2 separate regions of the Homo sapiens genome follow, and region 1 is linked to region 2. Evidence: chromatin loops called from intact Hi-C (ENCODE). Cell type or tissue: HCT116. All regions are shown on one strand. Links, peaks and the distances in the headings refer to the core of each region. The heading gives the core; the rest is flanking DNA.

The links. Hi-C counts contacts between places; a loop is a spot of excess contacts. Peaks named below come from ENCODE experiments on the same cell type or tissue, not always from the same donor. Only the 100,000 strongest peaks of a DNase experiment are listed, where the experiment ranks them.
Region 1: a loop joins it to region 2, with 7 times the contacts of the local background. A loop is called at or near these places in 1 of 110 quality-filtered maps.

The regions. Positions count from the first base shown.
Region 1 is chr5:82,352,383-82,360,670 of GRCh38, reverse strand. No RefSeq gene overlaps it. Among named protein-coding and RNA genes, the nearest start is that of RPS23, 78 kb to the right of the region's middle. RefSeq lists enhancers at 2,885-4,084, 7,178-8,288. In HCT116, for the core only: no CTCF peak of the experiment used is centred there; DNase peaks (open chromatin) are centred at 3,240 and 3,410; H3K4me3 peaks cover 1,239 bases; H3K27ac peaks cover 1,902 bases.
Region 2 is chr5:82,971,854-82,980,141 of GRCh38, reverse strand. LOC105379051 (a long non-coding RNA gene) reads left to right here and starts at 4,426. Exons shown (of 3, transcript NR_188290.1): 1 at 4,426-4,798. It also overlaps the pseudogene ST13P12. RefSeq lists a silencer at 3,978-4,272 and an enhancer at 3,679-4,878. In HCT116, for the core only: no CTCF peak of the experiment used is centred there; DNase peaks (open chromatin) are centred at 3,115, 3,671 and 4,171; H3K4me3 peaks cover 3,441 bases; H3K27ac peaks cover 4,000 bases.

The DNA of each region.
Region 1 (8,288 bases), core at 1,867-5,866, 620 kb after region 2:
ACACTGAGAGAGAGAGACAGAGAGAGAGATAGAGAAAGAGTGAGACAGAGAGAGAATGAGTAAGTCTATGGTTTCCCTTTCTCCACTGTATGCCCAGTGAAATTGTCCCTGGTATTTAAGAAAGCCAGGACAGAATGAAAACCTAAGAAAAAAAAAGGAATTGAGGTAAAGACCGGCGTGACAATGAAAGTAATGAAGGTGGAAGTCTTTTACAAGCACTTGTGAATCTGAAGCAAGAAGTAGCTTCTTTTCTTGGGTTTTATCCTTCTAGTGGCCGTCCTAATAGGGAAAAGCTAAAGCCAGTCACTTTTGGTGCCTGTATCAACCTTGTAAGACACACTAAATTCTCTCTGTAATGCATAACTGTCAGCCTCTCTCACTCATCTGGAGTGATTTTTCCAATTAAGCGTGACAGGCATTTCACTCAAGCCCCCTATTCTAACTCGGAGGCTGGGTCCTGAAGAATGAGACTTCAGTGGCTGCTGACACTTCTTTTGTCACACAATCCTCTCTAGACAAACAATATTGACTACAAATTTGTCAGGACTTTCTATGGCCATCAATCATGCCTGCCCTTTTGCCTACTTGTGCACTCCTGTATTTCCCCTCACTCCCATGCTTAAAACAAGACAAAATTAAACTCAAAAGTGCAACCCTCAAAGTTAGAATCAGCATAAATCCTGGAGTACCTGCAATTTGAATATTCATTTGGCACAACTAATGTACTCCTTACTCTAGAAATTAAAAGCTTTAAAATGATGTACTGCCTCAGAGAAATGGGCGCCAGAGTTTCATGTCAGAATGCTTTGGTGTTTGTTGTTTTTTGTGTTTGTGTGTGTGTGTATATGTGTGTGTTTTCATTCTTACATGAGTTCTCAGAAAGTACAGGCAGACAAAGGTCCAACTCGCAGGTCTCAAACTGCAATGCCTTCAAGGCTCATAGAGCAGAGATGGGGGCAGAGTTAAAAGCATTTGTTGCTGTAGAAATCGTTATTTATTATTAAGAAATAGGGGTGTAGAATGTCTTTTTCTTTTGGCAGAAGCCGAGGCCCTGAATCCTGCCTGTATGAATGACATGTAAGCTGTGGGCCTGTGATTCTTTTTTCTGTTCGTTTTTCTTCAGTTTGGCTTCATCTCAAGAAAAAAAAAAAAAAAAGTACACATCTTCCCCTACGAGAGAAAGGATGACTTACAGTACTGAGTGTGTGTGTGTGTGTGTATGTGTGTGTGTGTGTTGCCCTGAAGTAATGCCAGCATCCAGAACTGCAACCTTACCTTTTCAATCCTTAAGAACCAGAGACATAGTTGCTCCTGCTCAGCAAAGGCTACAGCCAGTTCCAAGAGCTCCATTAGGACTTGCATTAGGACCAGGCCACCACCACAGTGAGCTCCAAGGTGGGCTGGTCCACGTCTTGTGATCAAAATGACTGATACTAGCACCAGAGTGTCCATCATTATAGTTTCTTCTTTTGCTTCTTCAATGAGAAGGAATGGGGATTTTCAATTAAAGTTTTAAAATATCTTCTTTCTTCAAGGTCTTATCAGCCAACTTGTAAATTGTCTTTCAGCTCAGAGGACAGAAATTCATGGAAATAGGATGTAGGCATCCCTTTTATTTGTCTCCTCCTGCACCTCTGCCACTTGCAGGCACAAACTGTCCTCAAATGATGAAATATCAGCTATTTCCCAGCATCTTTGGGAGGTGCATATACTATTGCAATGCTGTGTTTGCAAGTTCATTATAATAAAAGTGAAATTCAAAATGAGTACATGTAAAGCAGAAATTCAGAGCCCCTCTAGTTAACACAGTCATTAATTTACCTTTCTTCTTTTTCTTGATTTATGAAACTGCTAGTTGCAAACTGATGTCAATTCAGAGCAGGAGCCAGGGTGGACAATGGATCTCAGCATCTGACTCTTTTGGAGCAGCTGTCTGAACCACAAGGAAAAATAATCAGGCCTGAAGCCAGTGGGAGAATCATCATAACAGACAATACAACCCATTTGTTTAATGAAGAAAGAGTTAGGCAACCTACTAGAAACCACAGGCCTGATCTACATTTTTCAAACTTACGACCATGTCTAGAAAAGTTGCTTAACTCTTCTGTGCTCCATTCTTCCAATGCTCAGAGCTCCATGAGACTCACCTGGAGCTCCCATGTGACTCGATGCCTGCTCCACCTCTCCACACCTGCACAACTATCAAAATAACCAGCAAGGAAAGCTTTATTTAAAAAATGAAGATTCCTTGCCTTCACCCCAGGTCACATCCAGGCCTATGAAATGGGAAATCTGCCTGATGGGGCATTTTAACCAGGAGAATCTAAATGAGCAACCGAATTTAGAAATCACTAGGCGGGAACAGAAAGAGCAAACGCACAATCCAAGAACCACTTCTCCTACCCCTTTGTCCATGACAGACATTAATAATCAACATGAGCACTCTTTCCCTCAGAACGCAGCCAAAGCTCAGGAGGTCCAGGCAGCCACTCCCAGTCAATGAGAGTGGCTGGCTCACAAATTGAAACCTTTCTGCCATCCCTGAGTGAGAACCCAGCAGTCCACCAGTACTGTGTGTTCAGTCGCACATTTCACCCAGCATCTAGAACAGCTCAACGTATAATCCTTTTAGGTTTACAAAATCTTTTCAAACACCTGATCTTCTTTGAGCATCCCAGAAACCTTGTGAAGTTAAAAGGGTATGTATTATTATACCCACTTGACAGATTAAGAAACTGGGGGTCACATTAGTTCTTAATCTTGCCCAGGGTCAGATCGCTGATGAAGAGTAAGGACAGAAAATCCACCCAGATCTCCTGTCTCCTAGACCAGCATTCTTCCTTCTGTAACAAGCTGGGCATGGAGTATTGAGGGCAACATTACCACCTGAGCTTAGCAAAAAACAGACCATACAGCAAACAGTACAGAAGGGGAAGGTGGGCCAAAGAGGTTTAGTAAATTGACCAAGGTCACAAAGCCTTAAAACCAGCAAGCAAGAACCCCAAGCAGGTCTGTCTGATGAATCTCTGTTCTGTGCTCTTCCTGTTTAGATGGTGTGTCCTCCCAGATCAGCACAGACTAGGAAAGGGCCTTTCCTCTCCTCTCCCTGAGTTCACTCTGACACACCCTGCTCGTCTGGCCCTCCTCCCAGACTATTTCCCTTGTTTCCGCTGGTGTCATCCTCTCAGCCACACTCACCTCTCCACCACCCACCCCCCTTTTTGACCCTGCAACTTCCTTCCAAATGCAGGAGGAAACCGCCCAGCTTACTCACAAGGGCCCCAGCCAACAGACTGCAGATAAGACAAGCACCTTGGCAGCGAGACGTGAATATAAAATTGCAAACAGCTTTTGAAGTTACAGATCCGTAATCTTCTAAGCCAAAGAAGAGGGGTTCGCCTCTTCCCCCCGTCATCTGAATCAACACTCCAAAGGACTGAACTGAGTCCAGCCAGCTTCGGATGTGATCTCACAAGCCCGCCTGCCACACATGCATTTCCAGCCTGTCGCCTGAGCAAAACCCCCACGAGGCTTGTCACCACTTAACACAGGGGACATGTTTCTACAGAAATCAAAGCAAAGAGATGTGTTTTGCTGCCCTTTCATGTGGTCAAATACATCCTGACTGACCCGGTTATGCCCTTAGTTGAAGAAACTAAACACTTTCAAGTTTAGAAGGGAAGATGCTCAGGGTTTCTGGAAGACGGGCTGACTCACCTCTACTGCATAGTTGCCTGTAACCTTGGCCAAGTTACTTAATCTTTTTCATCTCAATTTTTCCATCTGTAAAATGGGACTCTACCAATGGCACTTTCCTTTAAGATTCTTGTAATTATTAAAATAGTTGGTTCACATAAAAAATGTAGGGCAATGATACACAGTCAACCATAAATATTTACCATCACTGTCATTTTAAAACAGAAACAAAAGATTTGAGGACGTATCCACATGACCTTTGGAATTTAGATGCATCCCAACAGGTCCCTGTTGTATTTTAGGTTCACAGTAAACAGGTTTTGATGATCAAACCTAAAACTCTGATGTTTCTGTCATTATTATTTTCAATGGAATGATTTGCATAGAATTAACAAAGAATTAACAAAAATTACCAAAATTTCTTTTAGAATTAAGTCAGCATGAGATAACACTGCTTGCTGAGATTATACATACTTCCTTTAAGCTTCTATATAGGATACATTTCTCCAAATTTTCTACAAAAAAGCATGCATTATTTTATCATTGGAAAAATTAAAATAATAGCACATAATAAGATGAAGCACATTATGCCTCGTAATGTATAAACATGGATATCTACAGGAAATGGCAATCAAAGCATAAATGAGTCCACTAAGGTTGCATCATGGCTTTCCCTACTGGCCCAATCGGACATTTTTTTTGGAAAGTTTTAGAGACCTAAGTCTCCACATCCAAATGGAAATGAGCCCCAGATATTACTCATATATTATTGGCAGTACTTTCTGCCCAGAGAATGGCAAAACAAAGAAATTTTTTTGCAAATGGAGGCCACCACCTGGATTTGTGAATGCATGAGCCTCAGCCACACGAGGCCTGTTTAGGGTTGATCTGCCAACTGCACAAAGACACACATACACACACGCACACATGCACAGCCCAAACACTGAGTTTCATTTCCACTGCTTTGTTCCTATGGAGTACTGACAGATATTGGCAGATCCTATTTCACTTTTTTCTCCATGAACTCTGGGTATTTCAGCTTTTTTCTCCCAATTTAAATAGTTAAAAATGTGGCCCAGTAGGGGTACTTTTTCAATGGGTAAAATATTAATTCTTATAAGTCAAAATATGCTAGTGTCCTACAAGCATGCAGAGCAAAGTTTAAAAACTGATGTTAAAAACCCCACTTTGAAGTACATACTCAAAGATCAGGATCTGTAGGGAATCTAATCTGTTCTTAGGCTCTATCAGCTGGGTCATTTGGCATGGGACGAAAGCCCAAGGGACCTCATACGTTGGCTGCTGTTTGGTGGTAAATTCTGAGCTTCTCAGAAGCTGAGACATCTGAGCCAATTCCACATTTGGACACTTCTAATATATTTTTTAAAATGTGTTAAAATACTGCTACAAAAATTATGGTATTTTTCATACATTTATATTTAGCAAATAAATGTTTTTGTCCCAATAATAATTTTAATAACCATATGCACACCATGTTTTGGAGAAAGATTTTAAAGTTCAGCTTTGAGGCCCTTCTTCAATCTGAGGCCCAAGACAAATGGCCCTCTAACCCCACCCCTGTAATGAACCTGAGTAAACTCGAGCAGAAGACAGTATGAGGACCGCATTACTTCAAATGCTGATGTGAACTCAACTCCATCACCCTCCATCCTGGCAACAGTAAAGGAGTGGGAGATCAAAGGCCAGGATGAGGGACTTCAGATCAAGAGCTGCCCAGGACCCATGCAACCCTTGAGCCACATTTTCCAGAACTTGGATAGGCATTTGATGTCCAAAACGAGAAAACATATCCTGAAATAGCTTTCTCTGCTCTTGGAATATCAAGTTGTCAATAGCATTGTTCTGTTCTCCAACTTCCCCCCAACCCCACACCTAGGTTTTGCAATTTTCACCCATAACAAGTTGGTTCTAAGACCTCCAAATTCAAAGCCATCAAAGAAAGATATTGTTCCTCAAAAATTATGATGTATAATACTTGTGTTTCCAAAGCCCCTTTAGGGTGATCAAAAACAGATAATGATAGCAACCTATGTAAATATATGTCAACAGGATGCAAATATGATTCCAGGCTTTGGGCCTTATTGGGCATTCATTTAATGACTACACGGTACCAGGTCCCCTGAAGCATAGAAGCAGAAAAGCAAACCAAAGGCCTCTGGGATTCTAAGTCTTACTAGTAATGAAAGGGAGACGAGGAAAGTGATGCAAGAGCCTTCTGTGAGTGATGTCATGACAACCTCAACATCTCTTCCTCTGTTCAGGGAACATGAAGATGCTAACCTGGCAACTGTCAGTCTTAGCTTCCCACATTCTCCATAATCTGGTCTCACAATGCCTAATACATCTTGCATGTGACAAATGTCCACTGGCCTACATTAGTGCTTTGAAAATAAGTTAAAGCTTGGATTCAGAAAGCCTTTTCATTCTTTTTTAATTCTTGGTGGGTAAGTTTCCTACTTATAGTCTTCATATACGTTCAATTTTTTTTTTTTTTTTTGAGACAGTCTCTCGCTCTGTCACCAGACTGGAGTGCAGTGGCACGATCTCAGCTCACTGCAACCTCCAACTCCCTGGTTCAAGAATCTCTTGAACCAGGCACGCACCACCATGCCCAGCTAATTTTTGTATTTTTAGTAGAGACGGGGTTTCACCATGTTGTCCAGAAGGGTCTCGATCTCTTGACCTCATGATCCACCCGACTCAGCCTCCCAAAGTGCTGGGATTACAGGCGTGAGCCACCGCGCCCGGCCACGTTCAGTTATTTATTAATAGATGGGTCTACAGCAAGCTATATAACAGACATCCAAACATGTCTGTCATGTTGACTTCCCAGTTGTAAGAACATGTTCCCTGTTGTTTCACTTTGTGGTTTGGAGGTTTGAAAAAAAAAAAAGTTTCCAAAAAGAATATCAGAGTAAAGAAAATGCAGAAGGGTAGATAAATGTAATTTAAGAAAGTACAAGCATGATTCTCCAAGGAAAAAGGAGGATCTGGCATCAATTGAAGTCTATGCCCACCTAAAAGTAAAAAGCCAAATGGAGTTGTTCATTATAAATACATGTGTCTTTTTGCATAATGAAGAAATGAAATTTGCTCTCTCCACTCTCTCCATTGAGAGAACTGAATACAAATGCTATTTTGGGTCAGAGATAAAACAAACCCACAGCCCATTGCAGGAAGCCATCCTCAGCAGAAGAGATGGCCTCCTGAGAATACTGGACCCAGGAAGTTGGTGAGCTTTCGCGCCACCTCTCTGCTCAAAAGACAGTTTATTCTCTCCCCCTTGGTAGATACGCACTTCTAAATCTCAGCCACTCACCTAATTTTCTGTCTTGTAAGCAAGGCTTCAAAAGAAGGCTAGGTTACTGAGAGATGTGCACAATCCTTGAAAATTGCAGAAAGAAAGAACATATGCACTTTATAACATTCTCTTCAGTAGGGAATGTTCTGTGTTCCAGTAGTACCAACTTCAGGAGCTCCAGGATATCCACTGTGAAAACACAGGCAACCCTACTGGCCACTGGTCTTCCTTTGACCAGATAAGAGGTCACTCCTTTGGAATGGGTTATACCAGTAGGCTCTAGCCACATTGCCTTACATATACTCTACCCTTCAACCCTGTGGTAAGCACCTTTTAAAAGAGCTAAAAGCAATTAAAAAATATACCAAAGGCATCAAGGTGAATTATCAGACTACTGTCCCCTGATGAAAAATAATAACAACAACAGATGATGGCTTTCAAACAAGCTGAGAAAATGGACTTTATTTTTCTAGAAGTATTTCTTTATTTTTTTCCTAGTCCCAATGCACTTCGTACTTCTCTATTTATCATGCACTTCGTACTTCTCTATTTATCATGCACTTCGTAACTGCCTCAACATATCTGGCCCTTCTATCAACTGACGAACTTCTTGAGAACCCTGCCCTATTCTTCCTATTCATCCTCATATTTATAGAGCCTTCAGTGTAAGAGGAAATTAATAGACTCTCAATAAATGTTTGATGGACAGATAAATGTAGGAAAAATTAATGTACATCAGAGTGCAACAGGAACTAATATCCAAAATCCTTGAGATAAAAATGAAAGACCATCAAAGTAAAAATTTCCGATAGCTAATCATCCAAACATTAAAAGAGGACTTCATTGTTCTCCAGATGTCATCAGTGATTCATTACAAATAATTACATGCGTGTTCTAAATAATGGAATGTTGAAATGTACACTTGTCATCACCGGCACTATCAAACATGTTGGACACGCCCAAAATAGCTACAGTCCATATGACCAGGAAGAGAGTCACATCAAGGACTCCAGAGGTGATAATATCAGTGTCCCAGTAAAGTCTGGAAGTCATCGTCTTGAACAGGAAGCCTTAAGGAAGTTGAGGGCAGTTTGTTCACTTGACCCCAGAGTTGGGTTACACACCCACAGCACTTACTGAGGGGCAGGAAGTTGGAAGAGGACCTGGGGTCAGACCTCTGCAATGGTGTGAAGTAGATGAAGTTTGTCTTCACCTCCTCTTTCATTGCCCTCCTCATCTCCCCACCAACCCTGATCTGTCATCCTTCGTA
Region 2 (8,288 bases), core at 2,591-6,590:
TTAGCAAATCTATTGTAGGTTCTTGCATTGCGGGTACCAATAGGCTTACAAAAAATACCTTGTAGGTATAGTAAGTTGTTTTAAGGAGGTGACAATTTATCTTTTTTTTTTTTTCTGAGATGAAGTTTCGCTCTTGTTGCCTATGCTGGAGTGCAGTGGCGCAATCTCAGCTCACTGCAGGCTCCGCCTCCCAGGTTCAAGTGATTCTTCTGCCTCAGCCTCCCGAAGAGCTGGGATTACAGGCGCCCACCACCATGCCCAGCTAATTTTTGTATTTTTAGTGGAGACAGGGTTTCACCATGTTGGCCAAGCTAGTCTCCAACTCCTGACCTCGTGATCTGCCCACCTCAGCCTCCTAAAGTGCTGGAATTACAGGCGTGAGCCACTGCGCATGGCAACAATTTATCTTAGATCACAAAGAAAAGAATAGGTAAAAAGAAAAAAAAAGGTAAAAGTTCTACACTTCAACTCCATCTCCCCTAAATTTTGACTTTTACTTGTCTCAGTCTACCTTTTTTATATTACCTACCTCTTGACAGACTACTGTAGCTATTATTATTTGGTAGATTTGTCTTTTGGGCTTCATACTAGAATTAAGAGTGGATCGTACACTGCAATTCAGTATTCTGTGTTTGTCTGTGTCCTTCTGTCAGTGGGTTTTATACCTTCAAATGCTTTTTTTTCATGTTAATGGTCTTTCTTTCTTCTTTCTTTCCTCCCTCCCTTCCTTCCTTCCTTCCTTCCTTCCTCTTTCTTTCTTTCTTTCTTTCTTTCTTTCTTTCTTTCTTTCTTTCTTTCTTTCTTTTTCTTTTCTCCCTTTCTTTCTTTCTTTTTTTTCTGCAGGAAAAACTCCCTTTAAGCATTTCTTATAAGATGAGTCTGAAGGTGGTGAATTTTCTGCACTTTTGTTTGTCTGGGAAATACCTTATCTCGCCTTCATATTGGAAGAATGACTGCTGCATGCAGTATTTTTGATGGAAGGTTTTTCTTTCAGCACTTAGAAAATGTCATTCTACTCCCTCCTGGCATGTACAGTTTCCATTGAGAAGTCTGTTGCCAGATGAATTGTACCTCTTTTGCTATTTGTGTATTTTCCCTTACTGCTTTTAGGATCCTCTCTCTATCTTTGACCTTTGAGAGTTTGATTATTGCATACTTAGGAGTAGTCTTATTTGGGTCAAATCTGTTTAGTGTTCTCTGACTTTCCTGAACCTGGATATTTATATCTTTCTCACATTTTAGAACATCTTCTGTTATTTCTTTGAATAAGTTTTCTACCCCTTGTTCTTGCTCATCTCCCACTTGAATACTAATAATTCTTAAATTTGCTCTTTTGAGGTAATTGTCTGTATCTTGCAGGTGGTCTTTTTTCCTTATCATTCTCTTTTCTCCCCTGTGTATTCTCAAATATACAGGGCCTTTCTTTGGGCTCACTGAGTCTTTCCTCTGCTTGATCCATTCTGCTATTGAGGGCCTCTAATGAATTTTTAATTCAGCAAATATATTTCTGAGTTCCAAGATTTCCGTTTGATTTTTTTGTCAGTTATTTCAATCTCATTGTTAAATTTCTCTGATAAATTTATGTTTTTATTTATAATTTTCTTTCTCATTGGAGGGGAGGGAAAGAAAGCAAGCAGAGGTGGGGGTATGGTTACACTATTTAAGGAAGAGCTGAATACAAAGACAATGAGTCTTTCATAGTCTCAACAACTCCACAATGAATGTGGATTATCTCATTTATAATTCACATTGGATCAAAAAAATTGGTTCCCCTCTGTATATATCAATTTAATTCAAACCTTATTATCTTCAAAATACAAAGATGAATACTGCAAGATAAACTCTTACTGCAATAGGTATTTTCTAAGTAGAAGACCAAACATCAAAGGGAATCCCTCTTTCCAATGTCTTTTGATATGACAAGATTTTGCCAGAGTTGAACTCTAAAACTTAAGTAAGCATTCTCATGGCCAAGTAAGAAACTAGTTGTTTTGGGTATTATCTTACAATTCACGTATGTATTACATATTAAATTAAACTCAGCATGAAATATGATTGTATAATTATGCTGTTAATGATGATAGCAGTGATGATGCTGGTAGAAAAAACCTGTCTTTAGCCCAAGAAAAGTAAGGGAGAAAAATGTAACAAGCAGAAATCAGACAGAGAGTTGGGCATTTTTTGACTAGGAAAGAGAATTTTAAGCATAGAAATATACAAAGAAAAGTACTCCCTTATTTTCCCTATATGGAAATAGTATGAAACATTTATTAGATCTACTGGACAAGAACAGAACTAAGTACTGCAACTGTACCGCAGCATTACAAAAAATTCATCCCTTCACAACAGTGTAAGATTTAAGGGCAGCCTGCCCAAGGATGCATGTTATATAAAACACAACAAGATTGCTACTGCCCTGCCAAGTACTTCCAGTCCCTACCCAGGTCCTAGTGAAATACTGGTGTTCCCAATTAGTTTTATTAAAATAATTCTTTAAAGAAAAGATAAAGCATTTAAAAAGACAAGTCAAAATGCTTCAGGAACGACATATCCAGCACAAACTTTATCCTCAAATGAGTTACGTTTGCTTCGCACTAATAAACTTTTATTTCACTCAAATTAGAGCAATAATCTTCCATACATAAATGTTTTCCCTGCCCAATAATTCAAAAAAAATCCAAAATCATTAGTAAAAAAATATAAGAATTAACAGACCCTTTAAATTTGTTTTAAATATTTTTAAGGTTTAAAAATTGTTTAAAGTTTGTAATTCCTAGTAGGAAAACATTATCTGAATGAATACCCTAATGGCAAACCACTGTAAAATGCCTCAGCTGCATTTAGGGGAGAGGGGTAGGGATTATCTTCAAAGCACCCCAGCTCTCTTGATGAGAAGGTCAGAGGTACACTGCTTTGTATTATTGTGACATCCATAAGGTGATCTAGGTTGTTTTTCCTTCAGCAAGGGCTTTATTCATCAGAAGGGCATTACACTTGACCTCCAAATTTGGCTGACAATTTACTGATAAGATTCATAACCTTTGGGTTGCTCTGGTATTGTGACATATTTGCTGGGTTCTGAGCCACATCCTGGAAGGCCACCATAACCTCTGGACCCTGCATGGCTGCAAGAACCTCTGAATCACTAAGAATTTCATTGAGTCCAGGCATTCTGGCCATTCCAGACATTCCTCAGGGAAAATTACCAGGCATTCCCCCAGGAAAGCCACCTGGAAAAGAGCTATACTGAGCTCCTTAGTGTCATCTGGCTTCTTCCTCCCTCTGGGCTCTCTCATGCTCTTCTTGAGCCTTCTTAACTCTTTCTATTCTTGCTTTGATCTCTCACCCTTCACGTTTTCACTCATACTTTCTCTGATGTTCTGCAATTTTCTGTGCCCTAGGTTGAACTTCTTTCAGCATTGCACTAGCATCTTCATCATAATCCAATTTACAGGCAAAGGCAAGATCATGTGCTGCTTCTTCCCAGTGGCCTAGAAGTATGTGTGCTTTCCCTCACCACTTGTAAGGCTGAGCTGAATCAGGATTTATTTCAATGGCTCTGTCACAGTCTCAGATAGCAGCGTTTGGCTCCTGTAATTTGACAAAGACACTTGCCCTCTTGGCATACAAAATGGCCAAGCAAGGATTCAGCCTGATGGCATCTGTGAATAAGTCAATGGCTTTCTGCAGTTCACCATCACTTAGGGCTTCAATAGCAGCCACTTTCTTATCATTTGCCTGATTCATCATCTCCTCTGTTATCTCTGCATTTTAATCTCCCAGTTCTTGAGGGGCATCAGTGTCTGGTTCAATCACACCTTCATTATCAATAACTAGATCACTTTCCTCACTTGATGGCGTTAGATATGAGTTCTAAATTTCTCTTCAAAGAATCAATATGTCAGTATGTTCGATTCTTTGCCTTCTACTTTTAAACTTAACTTCCTCATAAAGCAACCTTTTTCAATCACCTGCTCCACTCTGACTCATTCCGATTACCTGCTCCACCCTGACTCATTCTGATCACCTGCCCCACCATGACTCATTCCAATTACCTGCTCCACCCTGACTCATTCCAATTACCTGCCTGCCTTGGCTCATTCTGATCACCTGCCCCACCCTGACTCATTATGATCACCTTCCCCAACCTGACTCATTCTGATCACTTGCCCCATCCTGACTCACTCCAATTACCTGCTCCACCCTGACACGTTCCGGTTACCTGCTCCTGCCTGACTTCTCCTCCACTCTGACTTATTCCATAACCATTTTTCCCGCTAAACCACTCACCACATCACTCTCTTTAAATTAGCCAATCGGAATTAGTTTAGCCTGTGCAGTCTAACCCTAGCCAATAGGGGAACGACACAGCAGCAGGGGCCACGTGCATCAGGAATAAGAACCCCTTTCCCACCCAGGTGTGTTCTCGCTATTGTTCCATCTGCAACTGAGCACCTTTTCTGCAGAAAGTAAAGACAGCCTTGCTAAGAGATCATTTGTCTCCAAGCTGACTTTTCTTTGCAGCACCGATTATCTATTTCTAACAATTTTGGGGGCTCGTCCAGGATTACAGTCTCCTCTAGGGTGGGTCTCCAGTCCTCTCTTGTGAGAAGGCATGCCCCACTACCTCGTTTTTGGCAGCCTCAGGGGTGAGGAACCGAGATCCACCCAGTGTGATGAATAAACTGGGACTCTCAGCAACGTGGAAAGAAACTGGCTAGCAACGTAGGGTAAAGGATCCTCACATACTGCGGTAATGACTCTGCACAGACCAAGGAAGGAGAAACCATGGGAGCTGGTAAAGTACTTCCTTGGTGGTCAAATTCTGGAGGGCCAAATGTGTGTGTGTGTGCGTGAATGATCACAAACAACCCTTCTTATGGTATTGTTCATGTGGATGGTGACAAGTCCTACTGCTGGAGTGAGTGGGTCCTCTCCACGGTTCTGTGGCTACCTCATATGGCTTAGGGCAGATCCTGCTGTGGGATTTATACCGGCATACCAATGCTAAGAGGGGTCTAATTCTTCCTTGGGGGAGCAGCCAGAGAGGACAACATGAGTGGGAAGTGTGCAAAGGACCGTCAGATGGGGAAAGGGAGGAAACAGGTCAACCTTCCAGGGCAGCAAGGCAAGACATCCCTGGTTTGAGGGGTTGAGACTTCCAGGACAGGCAAGGCAAGGCACCCCTGGTTTGAGTGGTTGAGACTTCCACAAATTTCAGGGGGTTGAACCTTACACAAACCTCTGGTAGTTAGAAAAATATTCAGAACTCCCCTTTCCTTTCTTCTTGTGGGGAAGAAAGAGTAGCTCCACTCCTGCTGGTCCCTCCCCTAGGGGAAGGGGAAGGAGAGGGGGGAACAGCAGCATAAGCAGCTGGCAGAGGCAGGGAAAGACCAGCAGAGAGGAAAGAGAAACTTGGAGAGGAAGTCAGAGAGAAAGAGACAGAGAGTCAAAGAGAGAGAGAGAGAGATAGAAGTAGTAAAGAGAAAACAGTGTACCCTATTCCTTTAAGTGCCAGGATAAATTAAAAACCTATAATTGATAGTTGAAGGTCTTCTCCTTGACCCTATAACATTCCAATACCACCTTGTTGTCAGTGTAAACAAGGGTGTAGCCTGAAAGCACTGAGGCCACTGACAACCCGTAGCCTTTCCTAATCAAAAATCCTTAACCCTGTAACCTGTGGATAGCCCAAATGCATTTAATCTGTAGTGGCGACTGCTTTGTTAACAGAAGAAAGTAGAAAAATAACTTTTAGAGGAAACTTCATTGTGAGCACACCTCATCAGGTTGGAACTATCCTAAGTCAAAAAAAAAAAAAAAAAAAGCAAAAATGTAGCATACTGACTCAAGAACCTTAAAGTATGAGGCTATTCTGTTAGAAAAAGATGATTTAACATTAAACACTGAAAATTCCCTTAACCCAGCAGGCTTCCTAACAGGGGATCTAAATCTTAATTGATTACCATACAAAGGTCCAACCAGACCTAGGAGGAACTCCCTTCAGGACAGGACAATAGATGGTTCCTCCCGGGTGATTGAGGGAAAAAGACACAATGGGTATTCAGTAAGTGATAAGGAAACTCTTGTAGAAGCAGAGTTAGGAAAATTGCCTAATAGTTGGTCTGCTCAAACGTGTGAGCTGTTTGCATTCAGCCAAGCCTTAAAATACTTACAGAATCAGGAAGGAGCTATCTATACCAATTCTAAGTTAATATGGACTGAACGAAGTCTTACTAATAGCAAAGAATAATTGAAATCCCAAACTTACAAAGTTTTCAACAAAAGTAAAATTTGCTAAAAGTTAACAGTGTAACATGTATTATCCTAACTTCTAATTTTGTGGCCTAAGGCAGCCTAGTCCACAGACATGAAGGAAGTTCACTTTGGAAAAGAATGGTTATCTTTGAAAACAAAAAATGGGGGAGAATTTATGTAAAAAGAATATTATATGGTAAATTCTTGTCCTAAAACAAATTAACTGGTTGTTTAAAGAAAGGGATGTTTGCAACAAGTCAAAAAGTTGAGGCACATTGAAGAATTGTCTGTGAAAGTCGTGAAAAAAAGTTATAAAAGGGAAATGTTGTATAATTTAAAAGTAATTAGGCCTCCTGAATGTAAAACTATTGAAGAAACAGTTTATGTGCAAGGTGTGTAAGGAAAGTAAAATGTATTTTTGGTAAAAGGATTACAAGGAGGCATAAGAATATGGATTTTTACCTACATTAAAAGGTTAAAAAAATATTTTATTGGCCGGGCGCGGTGGCTCACGCCTGTAATCCCAGCACTTTGGGAGGCTGAGGTGGGCAGATCACGAGGTCAGTAGATTGAGACCATCCTGGCTAACATGGTGCAACCCCATCTCTACTAAAAATACAAAAAATTAGCTGGGTGTGGTGGCGGGCACCTATAGTCCCAGCTACTCGGGAGGCTGAGGCAGGAGAATGGCGTGAACCCGGGAGGTCGACGTTGCAGTGAGCCGAGATAGCGCCACTGCACTCCGGCCTGGGCAAAAGAGCGAGACTCCATCTCAAAAAAAAAAAAAAAAATTTGTTTTAAAGGTTTAAGCAAGTTTTGAAATGTTAATTGTAAAGGAAATTCTGTGTGTAAACATATTGGCTAAAGTTAAAGGGGTATCCAGTTTTTCTGTGAACGGGACATTAAAATAAAAGCACAACAGATTTTTCTTAAAGCACTAACCTGCTCTTTAACAAAAATTATAAATGGTTAAAAAGAGTCTATAAAAATCTTACCTTATGGTCAGACATTAAAATTGGATAAATATGTCTATAAGGTTTCATTAAAATTAAGTTTAACATTAATAACACTAATATAAAGGTGAAATTTAGTTCATCTGGTATAAAATCATACAGGAAGCATTGTTAAATATAAAATGGTGTTTGGCTTTCTTTGGTCTAAAAACTAATAAAAATAGGTGCTAAAGAAAATTTCTCAGGCTGGGCACAGTGTCTCATGCCTGTAATCCCAGCACTTTGGGAGGCTGAGGCAGGCAGATCACGAGGTCAGGAGATCAAGACCATCCTGGCTAACATGGTGAAACCCCGTCTCTACTAAAAATACAAAAAATTAGTCGGGCGTGGTGGCGGGCGCCTGTAGTCCCAGCTACTCGGGAGGCTGAGGCAGGAGAATGGCGTGAACCCGGGAGGCAGAGCTTGCAGTGAGCCGAAATCATGCCATTGCACTCCAGACTCCAGCCTGCGTGACAGAGCAAGACTCCTTCTGAAAAAAAAAGAAAAAAAAGAAAATTTCTCAGCAAGAAGGCACCAAGGACTATAAAGTCCACTGCTGATGTCCCCACATTTAAAACAAAAGATCAATTTCTTAGAAATTATTTACTTGGGTTAACCTCCACTTTCTCCTCCCTTAAAACAAGAGGTCTTTCAGCAGAGGCGCCGCCTTTGGAGTTTCCAGTACATCAGCATCGGCCTGGGGATCACGTTCTCATCAAAGGGTGGAAAGAAGGGAAACTTGAGCCAGCCTGGGAAGGACCCTGCATTGTGCTGCTAACCACCGAGATTGCTGTTTGTACAGCAGAAAAGGATGGACACATCACACCCTAGTCAAGCAAGTGCCATTATCATCAGAATCATGGGTCATTGTTCCTGGACAATCCTCTACCAAATTAAACCTAAAAAAAGCTTAGTCCATCTATCTTTTCCTTTCCTTTCCTTACCCAGTGCTTATATCCATTACTATTCCTACCACTAGCAACTCTTACCCCACTTTAGAGCACTTCTATGGTTTAGGAGCAGAAGTCACTGGAAAGG